Linked DNA regions of Mus musculus: region 1 is linked to region 2. Evidence: chromatin loops called from intact Hi-C (ENCODE). Cell type or tissue: heart. All regions are shown on one strand. Each heading gives the region's core, and the rest is flanking DNA. Links, peaks and the distances in the headings are about the cores only.

What was found. Peaks named below come from ENCODE experiments on the same cell type or tissue, not always from the same donor. Only the 100,000 strongest peaks of a DNase experiment are listed, where the experiment ranks them.
Region 1: it touches region 2 in a loop (6-fold over the local background); 24 of 42 quality-filtered maps call a loop at or near these places.

The regions. Positions count from the first base shown.
Region 1 is chr7:100,937,974-100,949,507 of GRCm38, reverse strand. P2ry6 (pyrimidinergic receptor P2Y, G-protein coupled, 6) reads left to right here. Exons shown (of 3, transcript NM_183168.2): 2 at 9,490-9,707; 3 at 10,324-11,534. The coding sequence starts at 10,358. The coding sequence ends at 11,344. Among named protein-coding and RNA genes, the nearest start is that of Arhgef17, 12 kb to the right of the region's middle. In heart, for the core only: a CTCF peak has its summit at 6,060 (motif pointing left); DNase peaks (open chromatin) are centred at 4,927 and 6,117; H3K27ac peaks cover 871 bases; H3K27me3 peaks cover 2,253 bases.
Region 2 is chr7:101,047,060-101,058,593 of GRCm38, reverse strand. No RefSeq gene overlaps it. Among named protein-coding and RNA genes, the nearest start is that of P2ry2, 41 kb to the right of the region's middle. In heart, for the core only: CTCF peaks have their summits at 6,368 and 6,576 (motif pointing right); DNase peaks (open chromatin) are centred at 6,573, 7,463 and 9,113; H3K27ac peaks cover 1,314 bases.

The sequences.
Region 1 (11,534 bases), core at 1,583-9,582, 110 kb after region 2:
TCCTCCGACTGCATATACTAGCTGCGGTGACACATGCGCTTATAATCCAATCCCAGGGTGTCAAGTTCAGGGTCATCTGCAGCTGTATAATGAATTTGAGGTTAGCCTGGATTACAAGAGACCCTGTTAGAAAGAGAGAAAGAGAGAGAGGGAGAGGGAGAGGGAGAGGGAGAGGGAGAGGGAGAGGGAGAGGGAGAGGGAGAGGGAGAGGGAGAGGGAGGGAGGGGTGAGGGAGGGAGGAAGGAAGGAAGGAAGGAAGGAAGGAAGGAAGGAAGGAAGGAAGGAAGGAAAAAGAAAGGGAGAGAGGAAGAGAGAGGAGAGGAGGAGGGGGGAGGGAAGGAAGAGGAGGGAGGGGAGGGAGTTGCTGATGAGATGGCTCAACAGATATGGCATTTACACCCAAGCCTGACTTGAGTTCAGTCTCCTGGACACACATACTAGGAGGAGGAGGGGGAGGAGGGAGAGGAGGAGGGGGAGGAGGGGGAGGAGGGGGAGGAGGAGGAGGAGGAGGGAGAGGGGAAGGAGGCAGAGGAGGGATGGGGAGAACAGGCTCCTCCAAGTCATTCCCTCACCTCCAACACTTGCACCATGACTCTCAAATGTGTGTGTGCACACATGTAAATAAATATTAGAAAGCACACATATAAATAAATTAATGTAGTAATAAAAAGCCTAAACGTGCTGAGGAGCAAAATGTAACAAGTCAGCCACAGTCCCACACATATGCAGGAGGCTGTAGTTTTTCCACAGTCCCACACATGTGTAGGAGGCTGTAGTTTTTCCACAGTCCCACACATATGCAGGAGGCTGTAGTTTTTCCACAGTCCCACACATATGTAGGAGACTGTAGTTTTTCCTACAGTGGCAGAGGAAGGCCTCCCAGGGACAGGGTCATCTGAGCCATGCTTGAAGGAAGAGAGACCTGTGTTCTTCACACACATCACAACTGTCCACAGCCACTTGACACCCTCCAGCCTCATCTACTTCTCACTGAGTTGGGCATCACTCTCACTTTGATAACCTCCTTCTGTCCCTCCCAGGCCAACCTCAGACACCTACCAAACCCTCTTCCCCCTACACGGGTGGGCCCACACCCACAAGGTTCATATCAGAGGTTGAGTTGTTTGATGGAAGGAAGTGTTCTGACATCTCTGGTGCTGGAATTTCAAGTGTGTACCACCCTCGGCTATGAGGTTTGTCTTGAAGTTTTACTGTCACACGGTATGTGGCCCAGGTTTCCCTGGATCTGGATGTGAGCTCAGGAACCCGGTGGTAGGAATGAAGACCAGTCCATGAGTGGTCTCGGAATGATCTACAGGATGCCTTGGGTCCCAGAGGCAGGCTGCAGTGGGCTAGAGTCAATGAATAGAAGTACATCTCAGGGCTTGGTGAGGCCAAGCTCGTCTTCCAGTGAGTTTTCTCAAGGTAGCCTATAGCAGCCTGGAGAAGGGTAAGCTCTCCAGCAAGGGGAGTATGCAAACAGGGGCCAGACAAGCCACGGGGAGGCTTCAAGGTCTCCTCTTTGGGGAGTGGAGAGGCTCTGAGTCAGGTCATCTAAAGACCTGTCTGTCTCAGCAAGTCCGGAACCCAGAACCCTACCACTGACCCCTGCCTCTAGGGGTCACAGGGGTGGTCTGCCTCTGGGATGTGGACTCAGGCCTCAGGAGATGCTAGCGATGGTTAGAACAGGACCCATGACAGGGATTGCTCTCATGAGAGGTGAGGGGTCCTCTGAGACTCCCTCTGGCCCAGCCTCACACACAGAGCCAGATTCCTTTGCGTTTTGGTGTCTTGTCTCTGAAACACGCAGTATACACTCCGATGGTCTACTTGCCTGGCCTGGTAGGTGAACAGGCCTTCCTAAGGTTGAGACTAGGGAATCAGGCAGGCTTAAAGGTACAATTCCTGTGATTATCCCCCTACCCTCCAGCAAATGTGTCATCCGTCAAGATGGCTCAGTGGGTAAAAGTGATTGCCACCAAGCAACCTGAGCTCACTCTCCAAGCCCCTCCTGGTGGACGGAGAAAACTGACACCCAGAAGTTGTCCTCTGACCTTCATATACATGCAATGGCACACACACACACACACCACTAGCACCACCATCACTACCACACACACACACACACACACACACACACACACACACAGAAACACCACACACAGAGAGACACCACATTCACACACATATACACACAGACACCACACTCAGAAAGATACAAACACAAATGCAGACACACATAGACACAGACAGACAGACAGACACATACACCACCACCACCACACCACGCACATACACACAGAGACACAGACACTACACACAGAGAGACACAAACACAGACACACACACAGATACCACAGAGAGAGAGAGAGACACCAACGAGAGAGACACACAGACACAGACAGACAGACAGACAGACACACACACACAGTAATTGACTGAACTCAGTAGCACCAAGGATAGCGCGCTCTGGCCTAGCTACACGGACTGGATCTACTCATCTAACCTTTCCCAGGGTTCCTGGGAAACTGGAGACCTAAAAGCAAAGCCGATCTTGTGTCCAGTGTCTCACCGAGTTAGAAGAGGGAGGGAGTTACTCTGTCTGTGACCCGAGGGCCTCCTCGCCTCTATTGTTTTAACCTATTCCTAGGAAATGGTGCCACGGTGACTATTGTGTGCACTGGCAAACTCAGCCTCTTTGGCTTCGGGTTTCTGGTAGGGAAATGTCCCCTTTCTTCCCAGCACAGACTTTATCATTACTCAAATCTGTATTCAGCTCCCAACTGACTCACTGTCACCTCGGACAAGTCACCACTGTGTCTAAGCCTAGTCATCGCTGTACAGAATCTGAGACAATCGTTTAAGTCTTTGTTTTGGTTCCTGATTGGTTGGCCTCAGAGCTCTGGACCTGCAGCAATGCAGGAACATCACAGTGGAGGGCATGGTGGCACAAAGCTGCTGCCCCTGTGTCAGCCTGGAGGGGGAAGGAGTCCTAAGTCCCACCCATTGATCCAATTCCTCCAACCAGGCCCTACCTTCTAATATCCCATCCAATGGGAACTATGCGCAAGCTGATTCACTGACTTCTCATCAATGGCCTGATGATCCGCTATCCACAGTGTTGCCAGCCAGGGGCAAAGACTTTAAATTATGAGATTTTTAGGAAGACATCACATCTTAGCAATTGCCACCAATGCTATCCTGTGGGGTCAGTACAGCTCGTTCCATGTAAGGTTCTGGTACCAGAGCCCTTAACCCAGTCTGGCTTCCACTAAACAGCCAAGAAGTTAGCAGTGAGTACCCGGGAAGATGGGGGCTCAAAGATATAAAGGACTTTCTAGGACACATGGCAGAGGGAGCCCAAATGGGTTCCACTGTCCTGCCAGGAGCTACTGAGATGACAGTGGTCAGTCACTCTGAGAACCATTCTGGCTGCCACTGTGCTCCACTAGACTGTCCCTCTGTCCCCACCTGCCCTCCCGTTCTAGTTTCCCATGCAGAGATGATGGACTTCTGGACCAAAACTGTGTGAGAAGAGGTGGAGGCCCTACTCCAGCTTAGAACTGCAGGCAAGATGGCTGGTTTAAAAAATATAGATTTAAAGCTACACATGGTAGTGTACATCTTTAATCCCAGGAGGCAGAGGCAGGTGGATCTCCTTGAGTTTGAGGCTAGCCTGGGCTACAAAGTAAGTTTCAGGACAGTCAAGGCAACATTATCTAGAATACATACATATATATATATATATATATATATATATATATATATATATATATATATGAAGAGTGTATGTGTGTATGTGTGTGTGTTTATATGTATGTATGTATGTATGTATGTATGTATGTATGGGAGGTCAGAAGCATCAAATTTCCTGGAGTTTGAGTTATAGGCAGTTGTGAGCTCCCTGATATGGAGGCTAGGACCAAATTTTGATCCTTGAAAAAAAAAAAAACAACACATAAGCTTTTAATCACTGAGCAATCTCTCAATTCCCTTCTTTTCTTTCTTTCTTTCTTTCTTTCTTTCTTTTTTTTTTTTTTTTTGATAAGGTTTCATGCATGATGTCAGGTTGGCTTTGAACTCGCATAGCTGAGAATGACCTTAAATTTTGGATCTTCCTGCTTCCATCTCCCATGCCTGGACTATGCAGTACTAGGGACCGGACTCAGGGTTTTGCGAACATTAAATACGCTAATAGAGCAACATCCCCAGCTCCTCTTTCTAACTTGTTATGTCGCTGAGGATGCCCTTGAACTCCCAGTTTCCCTGTTCTACCTCCCAGGTGTAAGGCTTACAGGCCTTCACCACCACGTCTGGCTTTGGATGGTTGATATCAAGGGATAGAAAACCGGTTAATGGACTGAAGCAAAACAAGAACTTGTCAGTGGGCATCACTGGAGTCCATTGGGAGGTTGAAGTCTCAGGCTTGGCGGCATCCAGAAGCTCCACAGTGTTCTCAGGGACCTGTGCGCTCCTCTCTCTACTCTGCCCCCTTGGATTCTGGCAGTCTCCTCTCTCGGGCTTATATCTCTGCGACACAGGACCATGCCTGGCACACAGTCCTGACAGCTGTGGCAACTCCAGCCTCACTCCTCCCAGCTTTGCAAGCCCAACAGAAACCCCTCTCCTTCTCAACCATTGAGCAAGGCTCTAAAATGAGGGCTCCTCCAGGTCTACCTGCATGGCAGGCCACAAGCTAGGCTTCAGTCTTCTCTTCCAACCACGACCTGGAGCCTGGTTATTGGACAATGGACAGATCTGGGGCACTAGTGGTCTGAAGCCAACTGCAGTCCTTATGATTAAGCAGTGTATATATTCCACTTACTGTGGGAGAGGAAGGGGTGGAAGAGCCTGGAGCCCAGGCACAGGGCAAGGTGCCTCCCACACAGCTCTGGGCCAGGCTTTATTGGAAGAACTGGATGGGGGCATCAATCTCAGAGGAGGGCTATGAAAGGGCCCCAGTCCCAGTGTGCAGCTTCTCCTTCACACTCACAATAAGCTTTCAGTTCCACATGGTCCCTGCTGAGCAGAGGGGGAAGAAGAAGTAAAAGGGAGAAGAGAAAGCAGATCTCTGCCCTCCCTGCAGCCTCGTGCTGGCTTTGCCAGCTCTAGCCTGCTGAGACCTAAACTGTCCAAGCAGGGATTCTGTCCCTTGCCCACTGTTCTCCGAGTGCCAGGGTCTGGGATCAAGCTAGATGTAGGTGGCTCTAGGGCACCAAGGATGGATAACACACAGGGGCAGGGCTGGGTGATGCCTGGGACAGAGGGCGTGATGTCTCTGTAAGGAAGGGAACACAGCGACCATAAGTTTCTCAGGTTCAGAGAAGGTGGAAAGCTGGCCCTAAGCCACACAGCAGGCAGATGGTGAGTCTCAGCCTGACTCAGAAGGAGGAAACCAAATCTTGACCCTTCGATCCTGTGCCTTCCATGCTAAATTCATGGGCCAGGGGTCCAGCCAGGGGATTTCCCAGCTTGGTTTCCCGGCAGGCAGGCAGGCAGGCAGCCCAAGGTTGGGAAGTTTCTTCCCAGGTCCAGCAGCTGCAGAGAACTACCCGGTAGGTGGTGACTCAAGTTTTCAGCTCCTGCCTCTATCCTACAGGCTACATGAAGGGTTACACAAAGACCCTACGTCCTAAGTAGCATCAGAAACAGTGAGACAGTTCTTCCTGATGTCTTCATGCGGTTGACGATGCTGCAGAACTGAACCCATAGCTGTCACCTGGACTGAGGGAAGGAAGCAAATGTAGGTTGTCCCTTGGTGGGGGTAAAGGGCTGTGGTATTTTTGGTGATGGTATATCCAGGGAACTAGAGTAGAGAGGGGTGGAGGATGCCTGGTGTCAGGGTGCTACGTCTGGCCTGACACTCAAATGGCTGTTGTAAGTGCATTGAGAGGGTGAGACTCAGACAGAGGGATAGATAAGTAGGAGGAATCCTGAGGAAGGCCAGAGGAACAGGCCTAGGGGCATGTCCTGGGCTTGCTCAGTGCCAGACTAGCAGGCGGCCCCTGAAGCATGGGCACAGTGGCCTCATCCAGTTCAGCTGTCCACTAGCGCCATCTCATGGCTTCAGACTCTCATTACAGGGACTACTCCAGTCCCTGGAGGAGCCACAATCATTTAGAGGTCTGACCCAAGTCTTGCCCTGCCCCAGGGTCAGCACCCCATCTTCCCTTAATCCTTCAAAGTTGCATCAATCCTGGGACAGACCCTGGTGCCACCGGAGCCTGTCCTGGGAACACCACAGGAGCTAGCTACTGGGAAGAAAGCCAGGTCTCCGTGGCTGCTTGGATTTCTTGGCTCATACGCAAATAAACCGTAGGTGCCCAATTTGTACACAGCTGGCCAAATGTCTGCCTGAAATTCAATCTGCCTGGTCTCACTTTGGTTCAGATTTTCGGCTCCCTGTCCTGTAAAGTGGGCTTGGGGTAGGCTCAGTGCACAGACGGCATCTACAGTCTACAAGGCTCCTTTACAAGTGACAGAGTAGGAAGAGTCCTCACTCTCTGTGGCATTTCAACATGCAGGTGGCAACTGTGACATTCTAGACAGCAGCTAAGAGAAACAGATGGGAGTGGGAGCAGAGGCAGGATATGAGCCCGGCCCCCACTTACCAGCTTGGCATTCGTTCCCTGCGTGCCCTGCCCCCACCCCCTTGCCTCACTGACTTCACACCAAAGCCCCCGTCATCTTCCCCTCTGAGTGCTGCCTCTGCCCTGAAGAACACACCTCTCACCCTCTAGCTGTCCCAACAGCTATAAAGCCCCATTCATGTGCCCACCCCTACCCCCAACCTCATGACCCTTGGTCTTTAAGTAGAAGGGACAGCAACCACTAATAGTGGAATGTTGGGAGAGCTGACGGCACACAGTATGTGTTTAATAAGGGCGCGTAGTGAAAAGGACGTATGGGCAATAAAATATCTAGGTAAGAAGTACCCAAGTGGATTGTCACCTGGAGGGAGGTGAAGACAGGCATGTCAGTAGATGACCTACCAAATGGATGGAGGATTGGGATAGGAGTACAGACTCAGAGAAGTGAATGGAATCCTGGTGGCTCAGCTGTCACAGCTAAGGGAAGGGCCAAGAACTGTGATAACACACCTATACATTCAACAGATGAGAACACTGATGGAGAGCTGGGTGGAAAGCCACTCGCTGGGTCTGCCCATGCCCATGTCCCCTCCTCCCATGGCTAGAGAGGGAGTTCTGGGAAGGATGACTTTTGTTCAGCTCTGTGCTCCTCCAGGCTGTTTCCGCCAAGCCAAGGTGTGGGGGGTGACAGGGAGTGCCCCCCCATCCAAGGGCTATTTCAGTCAGAGCTAGCAGCGCCAGGAAGCAGAGGAAACTGTCCAAAGCTACGCCAGAGATGCTACAGTGTGGCTGAGGACAGGAGCATGGGCAGCTCCGAGTCTGAGTGTCCTGAGTGCCCCAACACACTTGGAACTATCAACTCAGGACGGTGATGGGATGCTGTATGTGAGTGTCTGTGTCTTGAGGAAATGAGCCAATATGGTGTGGGACAGAGTGGTTGGACAGTTTGGCAAGCTGGGTGGGGTCTCTTCAGCTGGGGACTCAAGGGAGGATCAAGATGGGCTCATGAACTTGGTGCTGTTTTAAATTTGGAGGTGCTCAGGTTCTGGCTAACAGAAGTAGACTATGGACGTGTTTGTGAAAAGATCAGCAGAGCTGGACAGGTCAGAGAGGGGGCTGGGTCTCAGTGGCCAGTGGCTCTACCATGTTGGGAACAGTGTGATGAGTGAGGAAGGGCAGGATAAGGGGCGTGTGGAGAGGACTTGGGGGCCTTCAAGCAAAGCCAGAGGTCTGGACAGGGGCCTTGAACACCAGAAGAGAGACTTAGGTGTTTCCCTAAGAGCAGAGGAATCTCTTAAAAGGTTCCAATTGCAGGCAGATAGTCCAGAGAGAAGCTGGTCTAGGACTTAGGGTGCAAGAGTGGATGGCAGATGAGGTAGTCAATATTAGCTGTCACCCACGGTTGGGGTCGAGGGGTCCCTTCCTCTAGTCATCCCCTGTAGGAGTGGGAGCACTCAGCCTCAGAGACAGAGCAGATGGGGGGGGAGGGGCAATGACGGCTGAGATCCACTCAAAGCTCATTTCTGCAGTTCTTGTTACTTCCAGGGGGAGGCAGAGACTCTCTCGGGGAGTGTGGTCAGTCAGCCACAGGCCTGCCTAAGGAAGGATAGGGACTCGGCCCCTTCCACCTATTCCCTATTCCCACTTGGGGTGTCCTTCCTCTGCTCTACTGATGAAAACCCTCCTCAGCCACCCAGTCATCCTTCTCTGGAGAAGGTCTTTTTCTTTCTTTATTGACATACATCTATCTGTCTGTGTGTGTGTGTGTCTGTCTGTCTGTCTATCTATCCATTTATTCTGCGTGTAGAGCACTTGCCACAGTGTACCCGTGAAGGTCAGAGGACAGCTTGCAGGGGTCGGTTCTTTCCTTTCACCATTTGGGCCCTAGGGGTTGAACTCAGGCTGCCTTAACAGCAGACACTTTTTCTGCTGAGTTCTTTCCATCCTGTGGCTCACTCTGTCTGTCCCTCAGACTAGCAAACCGTAGCTAAGCTTACAATGTCTCTGCCCGCATGCTAGGCCTATGTGTGTCTAACAGGCAGGTCAAAGCAAGAGAAAGAAGGCACAAACGAATGACCCTGATGAATGCATGCGATTCTGTATCCAGTGTCTGTGGATGGTGAGCTCTGGGTCTGACTTTGTTTCTAACTCACTGATGTTGGCCCTATGGCTCCTCACCTCAGAGTTCCCATCTCTGTAAAGCTTGGCCAGCTTGCTTCCTGATTGGTTCCCCTGAGAGCTGGAATTTTACTCTGGCCACCAGGACACACCTCAGGCTCTTTTTCTTTCTCTCCTTTTTTGTTTTTTGTTTGTTTTTTTTTTTAATTTATTTTTATTCTTTTTAATTCTGTGTTTTGCCTACTTGTATGTCTGTGTGAGGGTGTCCGATCCTCTGGAGTTACAGAGTTATGAGTTGTCATGTGGGTGCTGGGACTTGAACCTAGATCCTCTAAAAGAGCAGCCAGTGCTCCTAACGATGCAGACATCTGCAGCATGTGTGCCTGTGCATGCACATATGTGTGCAGTTGCCATGGACACCACAGATATCAGATCCTCTGAAGTTGGAGTTACAGGCAGTTGTGAGCCTCCCGGCTTAGGTACAGGAGCAGTAGCCGAGTGACTTGAGCTGCTCCAGTCCCTCCCCTCCCCCCATCGATACAACCCTACCCCTCATCCACACAAGCCCACCCCCACCATAATCTATATAACTCCACCCTCCGTCCACTCAAGACCACTACCACTCCATCAACACAATTCCACCCCACCCCTCATCCACACACTCCAACCCCCATCCACACAACCCTCTCACCCCACCCCACCCTGCACACAATCCCAGTCCCCTAAGTCCCCCCAAAAGGAAGTTCCCTGGAACACCTGAGTCACCTCTCCTGTTTTACAGATAAACGGTGACTGAAAGAACATGGCTTCCCAAGGTGGAATTCAGACTGAGGACGTCAGTGCTTCCCTCCGTGAGCTCTGCGTGTGTGTGCACTGTCCACAGGGGTAAACTAAAAGCCACCAGAGCTCTCTGTCCTGGACCCAACCTGCCTTGAAAACAACGAGGAACACCAAATCTGGCACTTCCTCCTAAAACATCTTCCATCTTGCATGAGACAGGTAAACATACCATTACTGCATCCCTACTCCTCAGGGAGCTCAGGAGATGCCCCATGTGTGCTTCTAACCTTTCTGCTCAGATTGGGAAGCCAGAAGGTAAATCCCTGCCCCCAAGATCATGCAGGCACTAAGTACCTGTGATTTGAACGGAAGCCCATCAATGAATTCTCATAGAAGAGACATTTGACTAGAGTTCTGAGGGCTGAGCAGAACTTCATGAGGAGAAGCTGAGAGGAAATAAATAGGACAGAAAAAAATCGACTTGGGCCAGGGTGGTGCCACAGGCCTTTCATCCCAGCACTTGGGAGGCAGAGTCAGGGGAGCTCTGTGATTTCCAGGCCAGCCTGATCTACAGAGTGAGCTTCAGGGCAGCCAAGGCTACACAGAGAAACCCTGTGTCTAAAAAATAAACAAAAGCGAATTTCTCTCAAGCTTTAGCTTTACTGGAGTACACAGGTCCATGATATGACATCAGTATGGATCTTTATGGGGTGATGAGGCTAAGAGATGACATAATTAAAGACATAATTGTTCAGACAGTGAGATGAAGGCGCGGGGCGAAAGAACGGGGTTGCCAGTGAGCATGCTACTGAAAGGGTGTGTATTGCTTCCCCAGACTCTCCGAGCATAGGAAAGGCTGACAGGCAGTTATGGAGCAGGACAATGGCACCATCCAGGCTCCAGGCTTGCCGCCCACCACCTGCGTCTACCGTGAGGATTTCAAGCGACTGCTGCTAACCCCGGTATACTCGGTGGTGCTGGTGGTCGGCCTGCCACTGAACATCTGCGTCATTGCCCAGATCTGCGCATCCCGCCGGACCCTGACCCGTTCCGCTGTGTACACCCTGAACCTGGCACTGGCGGACCTGATGTATGCCTGTTCACTACCCCTACTTATCTATAACTACGCCAGAGGGGACCACTGGCCCTTCGGAGACCTCGCCTGCCGCTTTGTACGCTTCCTCTTCTATGCCAATCTACATGGCAGCATCCTGTTCCTCACCTGCATTAGCTTCCAGCGCTACCTGGGCATCTGCCACCCCCTGGCTTCCTGGCACAAGCGTGGAGGTCGCCGTGCTGCTTGGGTAGTGTGTGGAGTCGTGTGGCTGGCTGTGACAGCCCAGTGCCTGCCCACGGCAGTCTTTGCTGCCACAGGCATCCAGCGCAACCGCACTGTGTGCTACGACCTGAGCCCACCCATCCTGTCTACTCGCTACCTGCCCTATGGTATGGCCCTCACGGTCATCGGCTTCTTGCTGCCCTTCATAGCCTTACTGGCTTGTTATTGTCGCATGGCCCGCCGCCTGTGTCGCCAGGATGGCCCAGCAGGTCCTGTGGCCCAAGAGCGGCGCAGCAAGGCGGCTCGTATGGCTGTGGTGGTGGCAGCTGTCTTTGCCATCAGCTTCCTGCCTTTCCACATCACCAAGACAGCCTACTTGGCTGTGCGCTCCACGCCCGGTGTCTCTTGCCCTGTGCTGGAGACCTTCGCTGCTGCCTACAAAGGCACTCGGCCCTTCGCCAGTGTCAACAGTGTTCTGGACCCCATTCTCTTCTACTTCACACAACAGAAGTTCCGGCGGCAACCCCACGATCTCTTACAGAGGCTCACAGCCAAGTGGCAGAGGCAGAGAGTCTGAGGCCCCAGAGGAGGCCCTGGGGCACTGGCTGCAATGTGTTTGTCACTGGGGCCATGGTTGAAGCTTTCTCTCAATCCCAAACCATACAGAGAAGCAAAACTTGGCTCAACATGCCTGGGCCTCCAGAATTTCCACATCAACCACAAAACTAAGACACCTGTGATTTGGCAACTGGTCAATTCATGCTTGT
Region 2 (11,534 bases), core at 2,449-10,448:
TAGAAAGCACTCCCCATCCCTGCCTCCCTGCCTCCTGCCCCTCATCCCTAACCAACCACAAATCTATTTGCTATCTTGACAGATTTACGTATTCGGGACTTTTCATGTAAATGGGATCTTTTGTGACCCACCTTACAGTGTCAGGATCCACCTGTTTCATACCATGTATCAGTACCTCATCCCCTTTCAGGACCTGTAATGGTCTAGGGCCTGGATGTGCTACATTTTGTTCAGTTGTTCATCAGTGTACACATATTTGGGTTATGTCCACATTTTATTAATTTGTTTTTTACTATCCTGAGTAATGTTACTGGAAACCCTGATGTCCTTGGGGCTGGAGAAGTCAGCCAGCAGACAAGAGCAAGTCGTACTCGTGCAAGGGATCTGAATTCAGTTCCCAGCACCCACATCTCGAATCTCACAACTGCCTGTCGTTCCAGTTCCAGGGGATCTAACTTCTTCTGGATTCCATGGATACTTTTGAACACACAAACACACACATAATTATAAAGAAAATAAAAAAAGAAAGAGAGAAGAAAGGAAGAAAGAGAAAGAAAGGAAGGGAGGGAGGGAGGGAGGGAAAGAGAGAGAGAGTGTTCTGGTTTTGAGGGACGAGACATTATCATTTTAAAGATTTTTTTATTTGTATTAACACATATGTGTCTGTGCAAGCATATGCCATGTGCGTGTAAGCCTCTGCGGTGGGTGCATGGGTGCCCTTGGAGACTGGCTGGAGTGACAGGCAGCTGACAACTCAAGCCCTTGTGAAGAACAACATGCATGCCTAACTGCTGAACCACCTCCCCCATCCCGGCCAGCATCATCTTTTCATCTGTCCTGGGGATGTGGAACAACCAAGCTGTCTTTGACTGTGACCCTCCTAGGAGGGAAACTGTTCAGGCTTTCTACACTCATTCTGTGTTAACTGTTTGAGGAACTCCTAGACTTTTCTGCCCTCAAAGTATAATAACGGCACAGTCTTACACACCAGCCAGGAATCTCCTAGGCTTCTGATCTCCCCGCTTCCTCCCTAACCTTAGCTGTTCCACGCACTGTTTCATTATGGCTATCCTCAGGGGGAACAGGGGGATTTCCACTGTGGTTTTAATTGCATTTCCCAGATGGTTAGTTAGCAAGAATCAAGCATCTTTTCATGTGTTTATTGCCCATGACCTTTGGAAATGCTCATCAGATGTTTTGCCCATTTAAACCTGACTTGCTGTTCGTTATTGGTTCTAATAGTTCTTTATTTTTTATTTTATTTTATTATTATTTTGTTGTTGGTTTGTTGGGTTTTTTTTTTCGAGACAGGGTTTCTCTGTGTAGCCCTGGCTGTCCTGGAACTCACTCACTCTGTAGACCAGGCTGGCCTCGAATTCAGAAATCCACCTGCCTCTGCCTCCCAGGTACTGGGATTAAAGGAGTGTGCCACCACGCCCAGCCGATTCTAATAGTTCTTACATATTTTAGATAAAAATCACTCAGATATATGACTTGCCAGTATTTCCACATTTTGTTTGTTTGTTTGGTTTGGTTTAGTTTCTTTTTTTTTTCTTTATTTTATTAGATGTTTTCTTTATTTTCATTTCAAATGTTATCCCCTTTTCTAGTTTCCCCTCTGAAAACCCCTATCCCCTCCGCCCCCCCCCCCGCCCCCGCCCTGCTCCCTAACCCACCCATTCCTGGCCCTGGCTTTCCCTTATACTGGGGCATAGAACCTTCACAAGACCAAGGGCCTCTCCTCCCATTGATGACTGACTAGGTCATCCTCTGCTACATATGTACTAGCTAGAGACACGAGTTCCACCACGTTTTTTTTTTTTTTTTTTTTTTTTTTTTGATTGGTGGTTTAATCCCAGGGAACTCTGGGGGTACTGGTTAGTTCATATTGTTGTTCCTCCTTTAGGGTTGCAGACCCCTTCAGCTCCTTGGGTACTTTCTCTAGCTCCTTCATTGGGGGCCCTGTGTTCCATCCAATAGATGACTGTGAGCATCCACTTCTGTATTTGTCAGGCACTGGCAGAGCCGCTCAGGAAACAACTATATCAGGCTCCTGTCAGAAAAATTTTATTGGCATCTGCAATAGTGTCTGGGTTTGGTGGTTGTTTATGGGATGGATCTCCAGGATATCATCCTGAGTGAGGTAACCCAATCACAAAAGAACACACGTGATATGCACTCACTGATAAGTGGATATTTAGGATATTCAGCCCAGAAACTCAGAATACTCAAGATACAATTTGCAAAACACATGAAACTAAAGAAGAAGGAAGACCAAAGTGTGGATACTTCAATCTTTCTTAGAAGGGGGAACAAAATACCTATGGAAGGAGTTACAGAAACAAAGTTTGGAGCAGAGACTGAAGGAATGACCATCCAGAGACTGCTCCACCTGGGATCCATCCCATATTTTCCCATTCTTCAAGTTGTCTTTTTCCTGATAGCAGACCCCTTCTATTTTGTAAAGGTCTGTTTTATTACTGGTGGATTGTGCATTTAGTAGGTAGACATATTGAAATAACGCATAGGTGACGCTATGTCTGAAGCATGGGCAACTGAGTAACCAATTCTACTAGAAACCAGCTCACAAGCGACTGAATAAACATTGAAAATATAGTTCTAGGAGCCGGGGGATGTAGCTCAGCCAGGACAGTGTTTACCTAGGATGTGTGAGGCCCTGAGGTCTAACCAAGTACTCAGGAGGTAGAGGTGGAAAGAACAGAAATTCACCTTCATCCTTGGCTATAAAGTGTATTAAAGGCCACCCTTGGTTACATGAGAACCTTGCACCTTTTATTTGAATCATCCTTATTTTTTTACATTTACTTACTTATGTAGGGTGTGTGTGTGTGAGAGAGAGAGAGAGACAGACAGACAGACAGACAGAAAGACAGAGCATGTGTAGAGTTCAGAGGACAACTTATGAGAGTCACTTCTCTCCATCATGTGAGTCCTGAAGGTGGGACTCAGGCTATCAGACTTGGAGGCACACACCTTTACCTACTGAGCTATCGTGACATTCTTGGGGGGAAGGGCAAGCCAGCTGGTCTCTTGGGAATATATTAAGGCCAATATTTTTCTTTCCATTTCATGCTGGATTAAGCTTCCAATTCTGGAGAAGGCCAGGTTTGTAGCCCCCAGCATTAAGGCTTCTCACCTACCAAAGTAGACAGTATAAATTTCCCAGAAGGCCTTAGGGGCAGAACCTAACCCATTCAATTAAATTATAGATGCTGTCCTTTATAGGAGTGACAGCCTCAGGATTCAAATAACACCTAGTGTTGTTGTGGAGTGAGACTGTAGTCCACAGCTCGGCTACTCCCCGTCAGCCTTGACCTTGACATTGTCAAAGGTCATTTGGTTCCAAGGAGCCAGCCCTGAAAACCAAAGACAGCTGAACCATGGATCCCTGGTCTACAAATTCGAAGTGAACACCACAACCAAGGTTTATACCCTCCCTCCTGGAAGACTGGTGAGATGGCTCAGTGGGTAGCGAGCACTTGCTGCCCAAGCTGAACAGCCTGTGTTGGATCCCTAGAACCTGCCCAAGTTTGAAGAACTGGATCCACAAAATTGTACATGTAACCCCATGCACATTAATACTGAGCACAAGTTTGTTTGTTTGTTTGTTTTAATGTAATAGTATTTCTCAGCAGTTAGGGACTTAAAAAGACTGGGTGTAGCTCAGTTGGTCGAATGCTTACCTAGGATGCACAAAGCCCGGGATCCCAGCCCTTCATAAATCTAGGTTGGTGGTCCATTCATGAAACCTCTGCACTCCAGAAATAGAGGCAGGGGTTCAAGGTCATTATCAACTGTATAGAAAGTTCGGGACCACCCTGGGCTACTTAAGATCCTATCTGAAAAACAAAGCAAGGAGGATGCCAAAGTTCAGGTCCTCAGAAACCTTCAGATGCTCAGTGGCTGTAGTGGCCCACCTGTAACTCCAGTTCCAGAAGGCAGAGACAGGAAATCCCCAGAGCAGGCTGACTAGCAAGATTAGCCAGACTGGTGAGCTTTGCCTCTGACTGAGAGACTCTGCCTCAATGAACATGGTTGAAGAGCAATTGAAGATGACATCAGTTTCCACATGAACACACACATTCTCTCTCTCTCTCTCTCTCTCTCTCTCTCTCTCTCTCTCTCTCACACACACACACACACACACACACACACACACACAAAACACACCATAATTTGTGGAAACGTTGAATAATGTACCTGGATACCTGGGTGTGCCTTGCCCACATACATTGGCTATAAACATGTAGCTGAGGCTAGCCTTGAACTTTTGGCTCTCCTGCCTTTCCCTTCAAGTGTTGGGATTTTAGGATGGAGTTTGTGTGGTGTTGGGGAGTGAAGGCCAGGCTCTGTGCATGTTGGAAAGCTATTCTGCCATAGGAGCTTTATAGCCCTTCTGTTCTGTTTTTGTTTTGAGTCAGGGTCTTGCTATGTAGCCCAGATTAGCCTCATTCTTGCCTAGATCCTCCTACCTCAGCCTTTTGAGGGATGACGTAACAAGCATTGATCACCACACCAGGCTAAAATGAAACTTTCTTCCTAGGGAAAGGTAAACTATGTGGCCTGTCTTTGGAGCAACATGGCAGTTCCTCTGACAAGCACAGAGGTTCCATACACTTAGAAACTTCAGCCCAGCACTCTGGAGGCTACACAGTGAGACCACCGTTTCAAATCAAAACAAAAAGTTTAGAAACTCCACTGCTTAAGTATACATCCAAGCAGGGTAATTAGCATAAATTAGCATAAAACTGTGGTTGAACAGTGGTCAGAATACTATCCAAACAGATAAATAAAAAGTTCAGTGACTAAGAGCACTGGTTTTCTTCCAGAGGACCCAGGTTCAATTCTCAGCTCCTATATAGTGGCTCAGCCATCTATAACTGCAGTTCCAGGGAACTACAGATGCAGGCATCAGGATTACAAGAGGCATAAGATGTACATGCATAACAAAACACCCACACACATAAAATAAAATAGAGAATTTAATTTAAAAAATTTAAATACAGACAGTGAAACTGGGTTTCACATACCCATTATCCTAGCACTCAGGAAGCTGAGGCAGGAGGATTGCATATCTGAAGCCAGTCTGAGCTTCCCAACATATTTCATAAGATACACTGATAAATCCTGGCTCAAAAGACCAAGAACTGGGAATGAAACTCTGGTAGAATGCTTGTACAGTATGTTCAAGGCCTTGGCTCCCTCCCCAGGGTAGCCCTCAAAAAGCAAATGTCAAACAAGGCAGGGATGTAGCTCAGTGCAGTAAAGTGCTTGCCCAGCTCGCAGGGAGCTCTGCTTCAATTACCCACATCAGATAATGCCAGACATAGTGATGCATGCTTTCGATCCCAGCAGGCAAGGAGGTGCAGGCAAGAGGACCATCCTTGACTACATAGTGAATTCAAGGTCTAGACTCAAAAGATCCTATCTCCCTGCCTACACACTGAGTGCTAGTTAGTCATAGAAAAGAATGAAACACTGCTATTTCTGGCTTATCTGTGACCTAGATGAAACCTGAAAGCATTACACTAAGTAGAAACAGCATGGTTCTGTTTCTGATTATGGGAAGAATCCAGACTAGGCAAGTCCATACAGAGACAAGGAAGTCTGAGGATGTGGGGTGGGGTAGGGGAATAGAAGAGTGGCTGTATATTAATGGACATGCACTTTTGTTGACGAAGATGAAAATATTATAAACTGCTTGTGGTGCCGGTTGGAGAATATTGGGGAACATACTACATATCATTAACACATACACTTCATCATTTCTACTATTATTATCCAGTACAATGATAGTAATAGAAATCTTTCTAGAGACAAGATTTCACCGTGTATCACAGGATGGCCTCCAAGTAATTATATAGCATAGGCTACCATCAAACTTGTGGCAATCCTCCTGCCTCAGCCCTGTGACCACCATACCTGGTTTAAATTGTATACGCCACATGAACAAATTATATGGCATATAGATGCATATCAATAAAACACACATATATGAATAAGTAAATGTAATTAAAATACTTTTAAAAAACAATTTCAGTATTAAACCCTGTGCTAGCATTTTAATGTCTCTAAACACTTTCCTTTGCACAGCTGTGCATAATTAACTTAGACTCTATCAGTGGAGTTTGATGCTTTCTATTTGTTCCTTTGTTTCAAAACATTTCAAGCACAAGGGAAATGAACAGCATAAGGAGCCCCTACACCCATCTCCTACGTCAACAGTGACTAGCACGACTCTTGCTTCTAAAGCACTGATTCAATAAACATTCTTGGGCAGAAATTTTTGCCCCCATTGTATACTGAATTCAGCTCAGCTTAAATCACTTCCTCAAACCCTTACAATGGCTTTACAAATGGTGTGATGATTCAGACCTGGCTTTGCCCTTGAGGAGCTCCTAGTCTGGTGTGGGAGAGAGACACTGCATTGGAGTGACCAGTAGGGACAGAGGCTGTGTAACGGGAAAGAGCAGGGCCCTATTACCCAGGAGGGTCCTAGTGTGGACGAATTGCCCCCATCCTGGAAGACTAACAGCTTCCCCAGCTCTGCGTTTCTTCCTTTACGCCACATGGTGGCGCCAAAGTCATCTTTCCACCTTTGGCAGCTTAGTGAAGGCTCTCTCGGAAACACTCTCAGAAGGACTGTTCAGTGTCTCTTCTTTGAGTGACCCTGTCTGGTGATGGTCTTCTCGTAGCCCCAGACTTCTCATGTGGTATATGAAGAAGATAGATGTAGTGAATTCTCTGGCATCTGGACTCCCGAGGAGAGTCAGCTCTCTGCAGGAGGCCAGAGGCTCCACTGCCCAGCACATGCTTAAAGAGGACTCAAGGATTCACAGGGGTCTCTATTCTGTCCCAGGAGAAGCTAATGGCCTCTCTGCCCTTTTCACTTTTTACAGAGGTCTATAGGAGTGGCTTTTTATTCTAGCAACACGCATCTATGTAAGGCATGCGGGGGTGGGGGTGGGGGTGGGGGGTCGGGGGTGGGGATCCACCTCCTGAAGCTGCCCCTCAGGAGTTACCAAGTGAGGACAGTTTAAGGGACATATTCTTGATACAGCGGCAAAGTTATGACTGTAGGTGGAGGAAGTGAACATGAGTCACTAGAGACTTCCAGAGGCCAGGCCGGATGTAAGTCCCCAAGGGCATTCGCCTATTGGGCACTAGAAGGATGCTTCTCATATAGCTGAGGGCATTTTGACAAAGAAGAAGGTGGAGTAGGGTATGGGAGGTGGGATGGGGTGTGGGAGGTGGAGGGTGTTTACTTTCCAGAGGGCTTTTGTGGTAAACTAGCTGGCTGCCTCTTCACCCTGGGCCAAGAGGGAAGGGCCAGGGGTGGGATAAGGGGTGTGGCAGAGCCAGACTCCGAGTATCTGTCAGGGTCTGCTTCCCAGGGGCCTTTCTGGGCTGTGACCCTAATACCTCTCCTTGGTCCTCTCCAGAGGACCCTTAACTTAACCCCGTGAGCCAGCCAGGGTACAAGTCACTAGGGGAAGGCAAGGCCAGCCCACACATCCTGAGGGCCTACTGTGTGCCAGGCAGGCCTGGAGTGGAACCCTTCTCTAAACCGAGTTTCTTCCTCATTTCACAGAGAAGGAAGTAGGAAGGAGCTGGCCAGCCGAGGGAGGCCTCAAGCCGGGATGTGTCATCCTCCCTTTCTCCACTCTCCAAGCTTGTTTTCTGAATCACCGTGCATGCGTGACCCTTCCTCATCCTCCCAGGCCTCGCCTCTGCTTCCCTTGTGCATTCCCCAAGGCCACCAAGCTGCGCTGTGCTCTCAAGGTCACGTTCACAAGATGGGTGTGCTGATGGACATTGGTACAAGTGTATATCCCAGCCCTGTCTGCTGCTGATCTGCTCTGTGACCTTGAGCAAGTCGCTCGAAGAGCTCTGAGCTTCAGTTTTGTCTATTCATTGGTGTTGTTAAGAGAATCAAATAAGATACTAAGTATAGTTGAACTTTGTGGCACATGTCTATAATCCAGCACTCAGGAGACCAAGGTGAGAGGATTGTGGGATCTTGCCTGACAAAACCAAAAACCATATCAAAAGAAAGAAAGAGAGAGAGAGAGAGAGAGAGAGAGAGAGAGAGAGAGAGAGAGAGAGAAGGAAAGATGTGTAACATTTTTAATACCTCATCCTGGTATGGTGTTCAATAAAGGTTAGGTTTTGTTAATTTTTCTCCCTTTTTTTCTTCATCACCTTCTTCTTCTTCTTCTTCTTCTTCTTCTTCTTCTTCTTCTTCTTCTTCTTCTTCTTCTTCTTCTTCTTCTTCTTCTTCCTTCTTCTTCTTCTTCTTCTTCTTCTTCTTCTTCTTCTTCTTCTTCTTCTTCTTCTTCTTCTTCTTCTTCTTCTCCTCCTTCTCTTCCTCCTCCTCCTCTTCTTCTTCCTCATCATTGTTGTTTTGTTTTGTCTAGGTTTTGTTGTTGTTGTTGTTTTGCAAGACAGGGTTTCTCAGGGTAGCCCTGGCTGTCCTGGGTGTGTGTGGCAGTGATTGTAAACATGTGCTTTCATGCCTAGCAGAACCTGCACTTCCACAAGCCCCTCCAGCAGTCAGGCAGAGAAGGGAGCAGGTGGAGCTGCTACCCTGGGTAGAGGAAAGGCCCTGACTTTGGGGCTGGTCACTGGTGTCTCCAACCTACTCCCAGGAGACACTTATCTACTCTCGGATCCTCCTACACCCTTGGGAGTTGGTACTAAGGTTTGAGGTTATCTAATTCAGCCTTGAGAGGACTGGTCAGTCCCCTTAACCCTGTCTCAGGAAGACATAAATAGCGATGCTCCTCCCTGGTACCTCCCCAAGCTCTGAAAGGCTGGCGGCTGGAACCCAACTCAAAGCCCAAGGAGCTGGCCAGGGTCCCTCTTGTCCCTCAAGCTCTTTGACCTGTGCCTATAGGAATTTGTGACTCTTGGCACCCAGCATGGTGACAAGTCCCTGCTGAAGCCTTGGCTGGTCTCTCCACTTGAGCTGGGTGAGGACGCCATTCCTGGCACTGTGGGAGTCTACAGCTGGGGCCAGTCCCTGCTCCCTTTGCCTTGGAGCTAATTTTAGGGCCTCCTAGTCCATGCCTCAGCTCAGCCTGGGTCCGTTCCCAGCCTCTCAGCAGTGAGGTCAGTTGGGGTCTCAGAGGATTGAGAAGGCCAGACCCGGCTTTGGCTCAAGAGGTGAAATTAGAATCCTCGTCCTCTGTCCAGCCTCTCCCACCACTGCTTGGGAAGTCACCCTCAGAGCTAACTGGCAGGATGTGACGAGAGCCATCTTTTTCCAGCCAGGGACATGCTCAACTTCTCTGCAAAGAGACAAATGAAACGCTGTTAGAAAGTTACCAGAGATCAGAGAGGTCGGAGCAACGATCCCTGGGAGAACTGATGCCTCCATTCTTCATCTGCCAATCATGCCCGAGAGCCAATCATGGCCGAGCTAGCACTAAAACTCAGGCCTCCCCAGTTGGACTTTACATCCTATGACCTGTGGATGACAGCGCGGAATGAGAGAGAGGGGAAGGGCCTTTTCAGGGGTCCCCCAAATGCCAGCTCAATGAGCAGTTTTTTTCATTCTTTCTTAGGATTCTTTTTGTGACAGTGTAGCCCAGACTGATCTTGAACTCACTATGTAGCCACGAATGACCCTAAACCTTGATCCTTCTGTTCCTACCTCCTGAATAGGTGCGTACCATCATGCCTTGCTTTGTAAGAGGAGTGTATGTATGGAGATTGGGAGGTACAGGGCTCATATAACCCATGGGTGTCACCAATTCTCTATGTAGCAGAAGCCGGCTTTGAACTCCTGATCTTCCTGACTCTGCTCTCAAGTGCTGGGTTTATAGGGGTGAATATGCTCGGTTATATGAAGTGCTAGGGCCGAGTCCAGGGCTTTTTGTGCCTGCATTCTACCTAACAAGATACATTCTCAGCACTTCTGTCTTTTGGGGGGAGAGGTTATTACTCTGTAGCCGAGGCTAGCCTTTGAACTTGCTACAATTCTCCTGCACCAGCCTCCTGAGTGCTAGACCTTGTACGTGTTAGGTAACTGCTACATCTCCAGCCCTCTCCTATGAAATAGGTATAAGGACACACGATCCCAAGATGTATGGGAGGGGCAAAGGGGGTGAGAGGAGTTTAAAGACTGTTGGGGACTCGGCATACAGTATGCCCACCCAGGGGATAGGGTCCCTGTCTGCTGGGGCCCTCCTTGTCAAACCTCAAGCTTGCCCCTCCCCGAACCCCAACCTTCCCCACCCTGCTCCCTCAGGACTGTGTTGCCTAGCAACAGTAACTGGTCTTGAGGACAACCTAAGCAGAGGGCAAGGGGCTGCAAGCAGGGGTCAGGAGGAAGCTATAGCTGCTCCCCCACCTGTCACCAGCCTTTGCCCCTTCTGTCCCTGAACTGTTACTCCTGGGTCCTTCCCACCTCCTCAGCTCTTCCTGTTGCTCTCAGTTGGCTCTCTCCAGGAGGGCTGACTGAGCAGGATGCTAACTGGCAGGCAGGCAGCCAGCCAGCCAATGAGCTGCCGTTGAATCTTCTGGAGATGTCTCTCTCCTAGTAGCCAAGGAACCCCTGAAACACTAGACTGGAAACCTTGTGTCTGAATCCCCAACCTCACATCTGTCTGCATCACCCAAGCCAGATGGGTCTCTCTCTGAGTCTCAGCTGCCTCATCCCTGTTCATTCTGGTTCATTCCCTGACGTCTCCTATGGGCTGTGCCTGCCCTCTGAACCTGATGGTGCCCAGGCTCTGACTGCAGGTGGGCATATGAACGGTCTGTGTGTATTTGGCTGGCGCTCAAGAAATACTTAGTGATCTATCTTAAATTGTTTTGAGCCAAACAACTGTAACCACCCTGACAAAAATGAAGATATTTTAAAGAGACTTTGGGACTTTTCTCTGTGGCTATCGTGATAATGGTCCCCAAGACTTTAGAATTTTCCCAGGACTCTTCATGCTGGGAGAAGGAAAATCATGAGATCTAGTGCCTCCCAAGGAGAGATTTCACAACTTGTTAGACCACCATGTAGGAAGGACAGAGTAGATCCCAAGCAATGATAGGCAGGAGCTCACCTTGACCAGAACTTCTTAGCTCTGTATACCCACAGCCCTCTGTGTAAGTCTCAACCTCATGTCAGGACCCTGGGGATCAGCTTGGGCTTCATGGGGCCTCTTGGCTCATCTTTTGATTATGGATCCATTAAATGAAACTTCTTTCTCGGCTCTTCACTAATACTTGCTTGTTTAACTGTCCTGTTGAGGGTAGAAGGCTGATCTCATTTATGAAAAACCATTGGGAATACACACACACACACAGACACATACACACACACACACAGACACACACACACACAGACACACACACACACACACACACACAGACACACACACACACACACACACACACACACACACACACACACCTTTTTACTCAGTTCACTCCCAAAGAGGACTCTCCAGATGGTGGAAAATGGAGGAATCTAAAGATAAACAGAGAGGCATCGTGGAGCAGGTACTATCTTGAGC